Linked DNA regions of Homo sapiens: regions 1 and 3 are each linked to region 2. A link is a loop called in an ENCODE intact Hi-C map of the cell type or tissue named here. Cell type or tissue: mammary epithelial cell. All regions are shown on one strand. Region 1 has its middle 18 kb from the start of FMOD. Region 2 overlaps OPTC (opticin). Region 3 overlaps LAX1 (lymphocyte transmembrane adaptor 1).

What was found. A loop is a pair of places that touch in the nucleus more often than their neighbours do. Peaks named below come from ENCODE experiments on the same cell type or tissue, not always from the same donor. Only the 100,000 strongest peaks of a DNase experiment are listed, where the experiment ranks them.
Region 1: it touches region 2 in a loop (8-fold over the local background); 2 of 110 quality-filtered maps call a loop at or near these places.
Region 3: it touches region 2 in a loop (30-fold over the local background); 17 of 110 quality-filtered maps call a loop at or near these places.

What each region holds. Positions count from the first base shown.
Region 1 is chr1:203,367,409-203,371,408 of GRCh38, reverse strand. No RefSeq gene overlaps it. Among named protein-coding and RNA genes, the nearest start is that of FMOD, 18 kb to the right of the region's middle. In mammary epithelial cell, a CTCF peak has its summit at 2,098; a DNase peak (open chromatin) is centred at 2,128.
Region 2 is chr1:203,502,666-203,506,665 of GRCh38, reverse strand. It overlaps OPTC (opticin), which reads right to left. Exons shown (of 8, transcript NM_014359.4): 6 at 3,657-3,752; 7 at 2,921-3,116. The coding sequence ends at 2,946. LOC105371688 (a long non-coding RNA gene) reads left to right here. Exons shown (of 5, transcript XR_007066807.1): 4 at 1-1,924; 5 at 2,613-2,994. Among named protein-coding and RNA genes, the nearest start is that of OPTC, 11 kb to the right of the region's middle. RefSeq lists a silencer at 1,783-1,958. In mammary epithelial cell, a CTCF peak has its summit at 1,822 (motif pointing left); a DNase peak (open chromatin) is centred at 1,815.
Region 3 is chr1:203,774,379-203,778,378 of GRCh38, reverse strand. LAX1 (lymphocyte transmembrane adaptor 1) reads right to left here. Exons shown (of 5, transcript NM_017773.4): 5 at 2,007-4,000. The coding sequence ends at 3,698. Among named protein-coding and RNA genes, the nearest start is that of LAX1, 11 kb to the right of the region's middle. In mammary epithelial cell, a CTCF peak has its summit at 1,540; no DNase peak of the experiment used is centred here.

The DNA of each region.
Region 1 (4,000 bases), 140 kb after region 2:
TCCCTCAGTTCCACTGTAGCTAGAGCGCTGGAAGCTGAGTTGCGGTGTCAAGCACATGTGGGCATTTGTGCCTGCCCACCTACTCACACCCCTATGGGGATCTTCATCATTGGCACTGACCCCTTCTCCATTATACCAGATTGTCCACGTCCCTTCCTGATGGCTAACAAGATGCAAATACATTCACATCCCTCTCCCAGGTGTGCTTCTCTAAGGTAACAAAGTCCTTCAGTTAATCCAGCCCTGAGGGACAGGAGAGATAGGGCAAGATCTTCAAGTCCCTAAATCTGAAAGGGAAACAAATGGCCCAACACTGCAGTCCTTGGTGTTAATGAGAAAGACCTGGAGAGACCGTTAAAATTACAGACTCCTGGGCCCCTATGCAGAACCACTGAATGCGAATCTCCAGAGGCAGAGTCTCCTTGGCTGCCTCAGTGGCACCACAGGGAATCCAGATGCACACCAAAGTTTGAGAACTACTGGCTTCAGGAGCCAGTTCTACAGAGTCTGAAATAAGAGATGCTCCGGAGAGAACCCAAGGTATCGTAATTCTGTAACATTAGCAATTGAAATGGGATTAGTAAAGATTGCTAGCACTTACTAACCATTTCTGATGTGCAGGTGCTATTCCTGTGTGCTGTACACGGCTTATTTCCTTCTCACGGTAACCTTACGAAGTAGGTTCTGCTGCTGTCTTCATTATATAGAATAGGAAACAGAGGCACAGAGAGGGTGTTCTAAGATCACATAGCTAGTAAGTAGCAAAGCCTAATTTGATCTCAGAAAGTCTTACTCCAAAGTCTCTGCTCTTAACCATTATGCCATGCTGTCACCCTTTCGCCTCTCTTATTAGGTGTGAGAGTTGAAAGGGGAGAGGTGGTCTAAAGAAGAACTGAGAGGAGGATAAGATAGCTGAGCTCCTTCTTTCCCACCTACCACCAATCCCCTCCACACTAAGAGGAGGATAATGAAGGGTTTCAGAGAAGAGATTATGAGAAAGAAAGGCCTCTATCATTTGCATTTCAGTCTGGTCACTTAAGTAATAACATCCCGCGGGTGCCTCCATGCTTCCCAGGAATGGCAAAGTCTGTTCCCTTTGTCTGCCATAATTATTTCTCTTCATTAACACCTGACAAGGTCCTACTGACCCTTCAAGTCTCCCTGGGAAGCCTTAGATAACTCTCCACCCTAACAGAGTCTATCATGACTTTTTATCTTCTTTTGCAATTATAGGTGTTCACATCTTCCTCTAGTCATTGTTCCTTGAAATCAGGGCTCCACAGCCCTGTTTATCATTGTAGTCCCCATGCTTGGCACATAAGAGGCACTCAATAAATCTTGTGGGAAAAAATGAATGAGGGAACGAAACATTTATTGAGCACATACTATGTGCCAGACGCTGCAAGACCTTATGGATCTTTGAAGATGTGTGGACATAGTTCCTGCTCACAAAGAATGTACAATCTTGTTAGGAGGAACAGATGTACCCCCAAGAAGAGTGAGACCTGGAGGCATCACTGGCCTCCCATGTCACTGTAGGTCAGTCACTGCCCTGCTTCCTCTTTTCCTCCTGGTACAAAGGGTTTATAAGTTCTCTGAGGACACTCCCTATTCTCTTGTCTATTTCTACATAGAGACATCATTAAATGGACCCTGTGTACTCGTGGTTTGGAAGGTGGAGGAGCCAGGGAGAAGGACCTGGAAAGAACACTTCTCGCTGGTACTGGGATAGAATGGTGGTTGCACAGTGAGCAGGAGAGGAAAAATGACAAAGGCCCTGGGACCCTGGGGAAGAAATAAGAGGCTTCTCTGACAGCCAACCTGGGAAGATGAAATGCTGCTAGGGGGTTGATTTGTATGTCTTGGGCACCAGTCAAAGGCTGCTTTCCGTAGTCCTGTTATTTGAGGGGAGTGGGAGGGTGGAAGGAGCTGCCTCCTTATCGCTTCCTCTCCTTAGCCAGTTCTGCTGAGAGCCCAAAAACCCTAAGACCAGATCGTCAACCCCAGCCTGCTGCACAAGATTTGTTTAGGCCTTGCGTACTAATTGGCTCCACTCTGGTGCTCCAGAAACTTAATTGTGAGCCCATCACGACCTCTTCTGTCCTCAGATAGGAATGTGCACAGGCTTGTAGCAGAAACTGGGATTGCACAAGGGACAGGATGTTGGAGGGTGGGGTGGGAAATCCTGGGTGTTAAGCTTTGCCTGAGTTGATGCAAGGTCATCTTCTGAAGGATGAGATGAAGCAACAAAGTCAGGAGGCCCAGCCAGGGCCACAGAGGTCAAGGAGGCAGAGGCATCCTATGAATTTCCCTAGTGGAAAATCAGGTGTCAGGACACAGGGTGGAAAAGTTAATGGATCTCCCAGGTCCTTGCTATTTTCTTTTTCTTCTGATTGCAGACACTTCCCAAATGACTTGTCCAGGCCTGGCCAGTCCCTCAGCAGAGGCTGGATAGAAGAGGTTAGGGTGGAGAGGTCAGCATTGCCAACAGGACTCTGGAGCCCCAAGGAACCCAATCTGTGTTCTTTCCAGAATGAGTCAGAATAGGCTGCCACAGCAGGCAGCCTTGCCGGGTCACCATTCCAGGTGACCGGGGCCACAGCACAGTCCATGCATCCCCATCCTGGTCCTGTGCAGGTGGGATTGAAGGTGCTCAAGCCCAGTGCTCTGGGACTGTGCGTCACATCCCCTAGCTGTTCATGCCCCTCTGACTTCAAGCCCCAGGCCTGATAACTGGCTTTTTTCTGTTTTGCTCTTGAGCCCCAGTTCCTTATCCCATGAGGACCTAGACTTCTCCACCAGCCTTATAGTGAAGGCTCCATCCATTGAACCCGTTTCTGGAAGCTGTTTCTTCTCCTGGCCCTCCTGCTCTTGCCCAGGGACAGAAGATCCCAATTAGATATCCATGGTAGCCATTCTTAATCGATCACATCACTCTTTCCTGTTTTTTTTCCGCTAAAGCAAGACTTAAAATCCCCCTTGACACAGAGCTCCAGACAGCCACTACCAAACCATTACACCCAGCATGGGAACTGAATCCTATTTGCCATCTCTGCTTTTTCCATTTGGACCCCTCCCAGGCCCTGCAGCTGGGACCTCTAGCAAGGACTGCCCTCATTTTCCCCGCCCCCACCCCCGCGCCTTGCCCCATTTCACCAGGCTATGCCCCAAATATGGCAAGAAGCTCAAAGATGCTAATTATGACTTAAATTCATTTTTCCTTCTAATCTCAAAGACTTGCATTACTCTATCCATTTTAGGAAGAGGGAAATTTTGAGGAGCGAAGAATGTACAGGACTCTTATTTGACTTATGGTCCAAAGTTGGGGAAATAATCCCCTGATAGGCTGAGCAAAGTCCCAGAGTGTAACCAGAACCCCCAGCTACATCTGATTTCTCACCTACTAAAAAAGCAAAGCACATAAGCTCCATCTACCTTAGGGGCAATCCCAGTTTTCACTCAGCAATAAACTCTCATTTCACACTTCTTTCCTGCTGCTTGCTGCTAAGTACAGAGATGTCTATATATACATAACTACCCTTGCCCTAAATGGGCCCAAAGCCCACCCCCTGAATGTATGTTTGGGACACACTGACTTAATGCAGATCAAAGGCACTGGTTTCTTAAACCTTGTGTTTCAGAATCACCTGCAAGCTTGGTAACATATAGATTCCTAGGCTCCATCCAGTTCAAACCAAGAATCTCCTGGATAAGGGCCTGAGACTCTGTGTTTATAACTCCCTGGATCAGTAGTCCTTAAAGTGTGAACCCCAGCAGCAGCCACACCTGAGAACTTATTAGAAATGCACTAACAACTCCTCAGGTGATTCTGATGCAATTCCAGTCTGAGAACCTGTTGCCCTGGGTGGTCCTGGGTAGATTCAAGTTTGGGAGCCATTGATCCAAGGGACCCTGTAGAAGTCTGACTCCAGCTGTGGTCCCTTGACCCTATCCAGTGCAGCCCAAATGGTAGGGAGCAAACCCTGGGGCATCTTTAGTC
Region 2 (4,000 bases):
AGAAAAGCTTCTATTATAGGTCTGGCAAACTCCAGGAGTCCAGGGATTGTTAGATCTCCTGTCCCACAATAGAGCAGGAGCCAGGTGACTTTCTGTATTCAGCAAAGAGTAACCGAGAGGCATGTGGGAATGATGTGGCTTCCAGTACCCAAAAGCCCCAGTTCTGGAAAACCTTTTTTTTTTTTAATTAGATTTTTGAAAAAATTGGATTCCTCGGCCAGGAGTGGTGGCTCACACCTGTAATTCCAACACTTCGGGAGGCCGAGGCGGGCAGATCACCCGAGGTCAGGAGTTCGAGACCAGCCTGACCAACATGGAGAAACCCTGTCTCTACTTAAAGTACAAAATTAGCCAGGTGTGGTGGCGCATGCCTGTAATCCCAGCTACTCAGGAGGCTGAGGCAGGAGAATTGCTTGAATCCGGGAGGCAGAGGTTGTGGTGAGCCAAGATCACGCCATTGCACTCCCCCCTGGGCAACAAGAGTGAAACTCCATCTCAAAAAAAAAAAAAAAAGAAAAAAGAAAATTGGATTCCTCAATCCAGGATCTCTTGCATTTGGAGAACTTTAGGCTTTCAGCTGTTGCATGCCTAGGCCTTGTCATAATCCAATAAAGCAGGATATGGAACGGGATATTGGATATGGAAGGGGATAGGATTGGTGGATGAAACAGAGAAAGGGAGAGAGAGACAGAAAACACACACACACACACACACTCTGAGAGAGAGAGAGACACACACAGAGAGAGAGATTCCGCTGTAACAAACTCTTGGAAGACAGAAAGAGGAGGCAAAGGAGAGGAAGGGCCAGTGACAGCTCTGCTGCTCTGAAAGTCAAGGGGCCCTTGGCTCACTGCCTTCCCCGTCCTTCCCTGGGGCCAGGTGCGCTGGAATCCTAGATTCCCTGGGAGTGAGGGTAGGTACCATGACGGCATGAAGTCACCTCCCACCACCTTCAAGACTTCCCACTGCCAGTCTGTAGCCTGTGTGTTGAGTCCTGGTCCAACCCTGAGTCACCCGTGTGAACTGGGGTCAGTGATTGGTCTCTAGTTCTCCATCTCTCCATCTGAAGAATGTGAATAATAATTTCTGACTTGGCTGTTTACAGGACCGCCGTGAGGATCCAAGTGCACAGTGAGGTGGGGGGAGGCAGATACATGGATTCCTTTCCACGTGGCCCACAAGAAACACCTGTCCCTCCAGACTCGGGGACCACCAGGGACCTTGAATAGTTGCCTTGGCAACTCATTGCCTGGCTAACTCCCACTCCTTTGGGTTTCAGCTTAAACATCAGTTGTGCAAGATCTTCTGGACCCCTAAGTTGGGTCCTCCTCTTGTAAGCATTCATAGCATTCTCTACATACCCTTTACAGCACTTTTATGAGTTGAATAGCATGGTTATTGGTGTGCTTATTTGTTTCACACCTGTCTTTTGCACTAAATTCTAAGCTCTCTGAGGAAAAGGAATATGTTTCTGTTGCGTACCATCTTATCACCACGTAGCAGTGGGTGCTCCATAAGATCCTCCTGCGTGAGTAAGTGAATTCCCTGCCTCATCCCTCTCTCATGCCTTAGCATGAGGCCTGAGGCCAAGAGCCCGTCCATCACATACCCCTTGCCCAAAGCCTCCTTATAACGGTCAGGAGAAGGGTGGCATCTCCTCCTCTCCCTTCTAACTCAAGGAACAAATCACTGGCTACATGATAGTTGCCCTTCCTCCCATCCTTCCAGCATAGTAGCCCCTGCCCAGGATCCAAAAGGCAGAAGGTGAGTAATTGCTATTTTTATTTATCTTTGCACAAGGCTGCCCTCTGGTGGTCGAACATGTAGGAGCGAATGGGAAGGATGGAAACCCCAGTAGCCAGGAACCAGCCCAGCTGGCTGAGCCAACCACGCTCAAGAGACTGGCCAGCGAGCCAGGGAGTAGGTAAGTGCTACAAGAAGCGCATCTGGGTGAAGATTCGTGTCAGTTCTCCATCCTTATGAATGGCTCCCTCCAAATCTAACAGGAGGCCCTGGCCTCAGAAGAGCAGGAAATGAAGGAATGCCCTATAGAAATCTTACCTACCTCAGCCCCAGTAGGATGGTGTGCAGGTAGGGGGAGCTGGTTTAAGTAGCTATTCTTTCTCCTCAGTGGTATGCAGGCAAACATTTTACAGTCAGCTCTCAAAAAAGGAAATCCCAATTTGTAGTGTTTACCAATTTCTGTAGTGTAAATACCCCTACCATGGCCCATTTTAAACCACCGATATGATGTCACTGAATGAGGAGCTGGAAGAGATGCCCAGTAGCACACCATTATCTAGAGTTTCCCCCATACAGACACCATGGACAGAAATAACTTCAAGGGCACGATTAATAGTGAAATATAGTAAACTAATTGAAAATGATGATTTTTGAATAATTATTACATTTGTTTTCAATATAATATATTTAATTGTGAGTTTATATAATTTAATTTTTCATAATGGCTGTGTTTAACAACTGACTTGCAAAATTCTGGAAAATTTAGTAATCGGTTCCTGCAAGTAGTAAGAGCTGGCTCCAGCACATCACTGCTCTCCTCTTCCCCACTTCTTCCTTCTCTTCCTCCTCCCCCTCTTCCTCTCCCACAGCTTTCTTGGCATTCTGTGTGGGTGCAAGAGATGGGGAATATGGAAAAGAGCTCCACTGCAGACACTGCTATTTTCTGAGCCAGGAGCCATAAGTGTCAAGGAAAGAAGATGGAGAAATGCAAATTTGGCTACTGAAAAACATTTCAGTACATGAGTGTGTGTGTGTATGCATGCGTGTGCATGTGTGTGATATTTGCAAGGGATCGAGAGGTTGATTAATGCCTGGGCTAAAGATCACCGTTTAAAGATAAGGAATTGGGCTTTATGGCTGGAGGCCCATGCCTGCATGGTCCTTGGAGGGTTCTTACCTGGGAGGAGTGGAAGGGCTCCGAGCTACGTGAAGCGGCCGATGGGGAGCCGAGGCAGGCAGAAGTAGGCGCTGGGGAAGAGGCTGAGGTTGATGGGGTTGCCATCCAGGCGGATGTCTTCCAGCTGCCTGCGGGTGTGTTTGTGCTCCTCGGGGTCACAGAAGACGTCTCTCTGCATGGTCTCTATCAGGTTATTCTGGGAAGAACACATACCAGCTGAGCCTCACCAAGAGGCTCTGCCCCTTAAGCAGCACCAAAGGCTCACATCAGCTGTCCCTACCAGCTCTGCCTGCTCTGGTGCAACTGGAGAAACTGAAGCATCTAGGGCCAAAGCCACACAACAAGGGTGAGAAGAGGAGCCCCAGGGGGGATGGATGGAGAGAGAGGGCACAGATGAAGAGGAAGAGAAGGGGAGAGAGGAAGGAGGGAAGGACTGAAGGGAAGGAAAGAGACAGAGGGTAGGAAAAAGAGAGAAGGAAAAGCAGTTGGGTGAGATAAAATAAAATGGTGGAGGGAGAGAAAGTGTTTTAAAAAGAAAAAATGGAGAAAATCAAACTGGGGTCATGGACAACTATTTAGACAAGACCTCCCAATCCTTGTCTCCAATAAACCCTCCAATCAAGGAGACCCCACAGCTGCCTAAGCCTCATGCCTCTCTCTGCCACGACCTGCTCCTGGTATCTAACTTCCATCCTCCACGCTGTTTATCACCCTTGCTCTGGGTGGTGCTCCTTACCTGCAGGTGTACAGAGCGCAGGCTCAGGGGCAAAGGCCCCGGGATAGAATCCAGCAGGTTGTCTGACAGGTAAAGGAACTGCAGCTTCTCCATTGCCTGTGGAGAAAGCAAAGAGTGTAGGAGGCTGGTGGGTCCTGTTGGACCCTGGCAGTGAGGAGGGCTATGAGACCAGAGACAGGTGGCCCCATTTGTTCACTCAGGGCTCACTTAGCCTCAGCCATGCGCCAAGCTCTGTGCTGGGTGCCACAGGGGTTGCCCAGGTCTTTAAGGATCTTACAGACACTAACTCCAACTGGATGCAGGAGGAAAGCTGCTACCATTGAGGTGCCAGCCACTGAAGTAGG
Region 3 (4,000 bases), 270 kb before region 2:
AGCCCACAGGAAACCCAGAATTGACGATAAAGCCTGTCATAGTAAGGGGGTGCTGAAGGAGAACAGATGCCAGAGGGACAGCAAGACCTCATCTTCCATTCACCATTAGAGGGTGGGTGCTTCTAGAGGGAAGGAGGGAACTTAGCAAACCTCTGTATTTTGTACTAAACAGTATCCTGAATGAAGACACAATCAATATAATGTAGGTTTGGGTAATTAATTCATTTTATTTAACTAATTAAGGAATCAAAATGGGTTAGTTATCTTTGTTTGTTTGAGGCAGAGTCTTGCTATCACCCAGGCTGGAATGCAGAGGCAAGAATATGGCTCACTGCAGCCTCAACCTCTTGGGCTCAAGTGATCCTCCCACCTCAGCCTCCCGAGTAGCTGGAACTACAGGCAGGCACCACCATGTCTAGCTAATTTTTGTATTTTTTGTAGAGATGGGTTTTACCATGTTGCCCAGGCTGGTCTTGAACCCCTGGGCTGAAGTCATCTGCCTGCCGTGGCCTCCCACAGAGCTGGGATTATAGGCGTGAGCCACTGTACCTGGCCTTGGTTATCTTTATATCTACTTTTTCATCCTATCCTAATCTTGAAAAAATTTCCTCATATTTAGCATCATCGAGTGTATGAGATAAGACAATTAGTCAACATTTCCTGGCAACTAATGTGAGAAAACAAAACCATAAATGGAAAGAAAAAAATTAACATTCAATAAAAAATTTTTCATTGATTCATTTGCAAAAATTTCTTAAAACAAGAAATAAACAGAAAAGTTACGTATCTAAATATGAGACAATCTACAGTGCATTAATCATTCTTGATTTGGGAGAGTATGTAAGTGTGACTGGCTGATTGAGGTATCCAGCTTGTTGGTGTGTAAACAAGCAAGAGCTGCCTTAAGGCCCAGTGTGGTGGCTCACGCCTGTAATTCCAGCACTTTGGGAGGCCACAGCAGGTGGATCACCTGAGGTCAGAAGTTCGAGACCAGCCTAACCAACATGGTGAAACCCCATCTCTACTAAAAATACAAAATTACCATGGTAGCAGGCGCCTGTAATCTCAGCTACTTGGGAGGCGAAGGCAGGAGAATTGCTTGAACTTGGGAGGTGGAGGTTGCAGTGAGCCAAGATCATGCCATTGCACTCCAGCCTGGGTGACAAGACCAAAGCTCCATCTCAAAAAATAAAAAAGAGCTGGCTTAGTTTATTCCAGGACCTGCCCCCAACTGATACGTTGTCCCTCCCACCCTTACTGGGTGACAGATGTCTTCATAACTTCTAATTTAGATCTCATAACTTTTCATCCCCTCTTAGTTATGAGAATTCTGTCATGCCAATGTTTAAGATTTTGTTCAGTCCATTTAAGCTTCATTCTCACATATGATACAAACTTCTCCTTACTTGACTATGGGATTGTCCTTTCGATGCGCTTGCTGCTGCCCTGGCTAACCCTGCATGGTCATCAGTACCAGACTGTCATGGTTCCCTCTGTGTGGCATGAATTTAAATGCTGGCCACTTGGTGGAGTGATGGTCTGTTTTCACTCACGACACTTCTGACACCAGATGTGTGGATTTTCTCCCCCCAACAGCTGACCAATTTTCCAGCTTTCTGGACACCAGTTGGGTGCCCTGCAATTCAATTCTTACACTAACCTGTCTCTCCTTATCTACAATAGATTGACTTATTTAACCCAAATATACATATAAAGTCGTTTTAGAATTGCTAAGCCATGCCTCTGTGAGATACAAATTTACCAACCAGAGTGCAGTTTTTGTATACAGTTCTTTGTGTCCTTATCTACAGTTATAAGTCAAAACATTGTTTTCCAACTTTGTCAGTTCTTTTTTCCCCATCCCTTTCAGTGAGTTGATATCATACATTTATAATACAATTAGATTCATTTGCCACAATTTGCATACCATCCTGGGTTCCCTTGACAGTCTGTTCATTTTTAAAAAATTTGCATACAATAAAAGCCCCTTTGTCTAGTGTACAGTTTTTTTTTTTTTTTTTTTTTTTTGAGACAGAGTCTTTCTCTGTTGCCCAGGCTGGAATGCAGTCCGCCTTCCTGGTTCAAGTGATTCTCCTGCCTCAGCCTCCTAGTAGCTGGGACTACAGGCGCACACCACCATGCCAAGCTAATTTTTGTAGTTTTACAAATATGAGAGACAGGGTTTACAAATTACAAATTAGAGACAGGTTTACAAATGTTAGAGACAGTAGAGACAGGGTTTCACCATGTTGTCCAGGACAGTCTTGATCTCCTGACCTTGTGTTCCCCTGCCTCGGCCCCGCAAAGTGCTGGGATTACGGGTGTGAGCCACCGCGCCTGGCCATGTGTATAGTTCTTGTGTTTGCAAATGGATATTGTCATGTATCCACCACACAGTACCATACAGAACAGCTCCATCAGCCTATTCCCTTTGCAGCCCCTTTGTAGCAAACTTCCCTCCTTTTCTCAAACCTGACAACAACTGATCTGTTCTTCATCCCTATAGTTTTGCCTTTTCCAGAATGTCATATAAATAGAATCGCCCAACATGTAGACTTTTAGGCCTAGCTTCTTTCACTTAGCAAAATGGATTTAAGATATGTCTATATTATTGTGTGAACCAAGAGTTCATTTTTTACTGTTGAGTATGGATAAACTCAAGGAATGGATATCAACAGCTTATCCAATCACCTGTTGAAGGATATCTGGGTTATTTCTAGTTTTTGGTAATTATGAATGAAGCTGCTATAAACAGTCATGTGCGAGTTTTTGTGTGAACATAAGTTTTCAGTTCACTTGCGTCAATTTCTAGTAGTGAAATGGCTGGGCCATATGATAAGTTATGCTTATAAGAAACTGCTGAAAAGTTTTTCAAAGCTGCCCTGACGCTTTGCAATCCCATCAGCCACCAGTGAGAGTTCCTGTTCTTCTTCATCCTTACCTACATTTGGTTGCCCACACTTCTTTTTTGTTTGTTTTTTTTTTTGAGAGGGAGTCTCGCTCTGTCACCAGGCTGGAGTACAGTGGCACAATCTCGGCTTGCTGCAACCTCCACCTCCCGGGTTCAAGCGATTCTCCTGCTTCAGCCTCCTGAGTAGCTGGGATTACAGGGGCACACCACCACGCCTGGCTAATTTTTGTATTTTTAGTAAAGATGGGTCATGTTGGCCAGGCTGGTCTAGAACTCCTGGCACCAAGTGATCTGCCCTCCTCGGCCTACCAAAATGCTGGGATTACAGGCATGAGCCACTGCACCTGGCCTGCCTACACTCTTTAAAATGGAAATTGCCCACCCCACTCCACTCCAACTTCTTCCTTCCTTTTGACCTCTGACTGGATTATACAATAATCTATACTCTTGCTTTGCAGCCTGTTGGTATTAATGAAGGTAATAATCTTAGACTACTGTGCACTACTTTCCTGCTTTCTTCACAGTTCTAGGAAGCAGTTTCAGCAAACATTCTTAGGCTGGTACAGGAGATAACCACACTCTGCTTGAGAAGAATTCCCTTCTGGAATTCCCAAACCTCTGCTTTTGTGTGGCCTCTTAGTTCACTGCTCATCTCAGCCTCTTTTTAATCTAACCAGTGAATCCACTGAAGCACTAAGGTGATCACGGGTCTGCACTAGACTCTGCAGTAGTCAATCCTATGGGATAGACTACTCAATGTGGCTTTATGGCTGGGTACCTGGGTCTTCATTCATCAGGAAGGAGCTGAGTGCCAGGCCCCTGCTCAGAGTCCCTGCCTCCTAACTTGGCAGTTAGCACATTTTCATAGTCACTGGAGTCCTCATTTGACATCTCTTCTCTATGTTTCATCTGACTGTCCTCACTCTGTGTGAATGGCTGAAAGTCTGCATAATCCCCTGAAGCAAGGAATGTCCTTTTGACACATTGGACATGGGTCCCGGGATCATCTGTCTTGTCCTCGACATGACCTATGTTTGAGGATGGCACATCTTTCTCAGCCTGCTGCTGGCTTCCACTGGGATCTGCTGC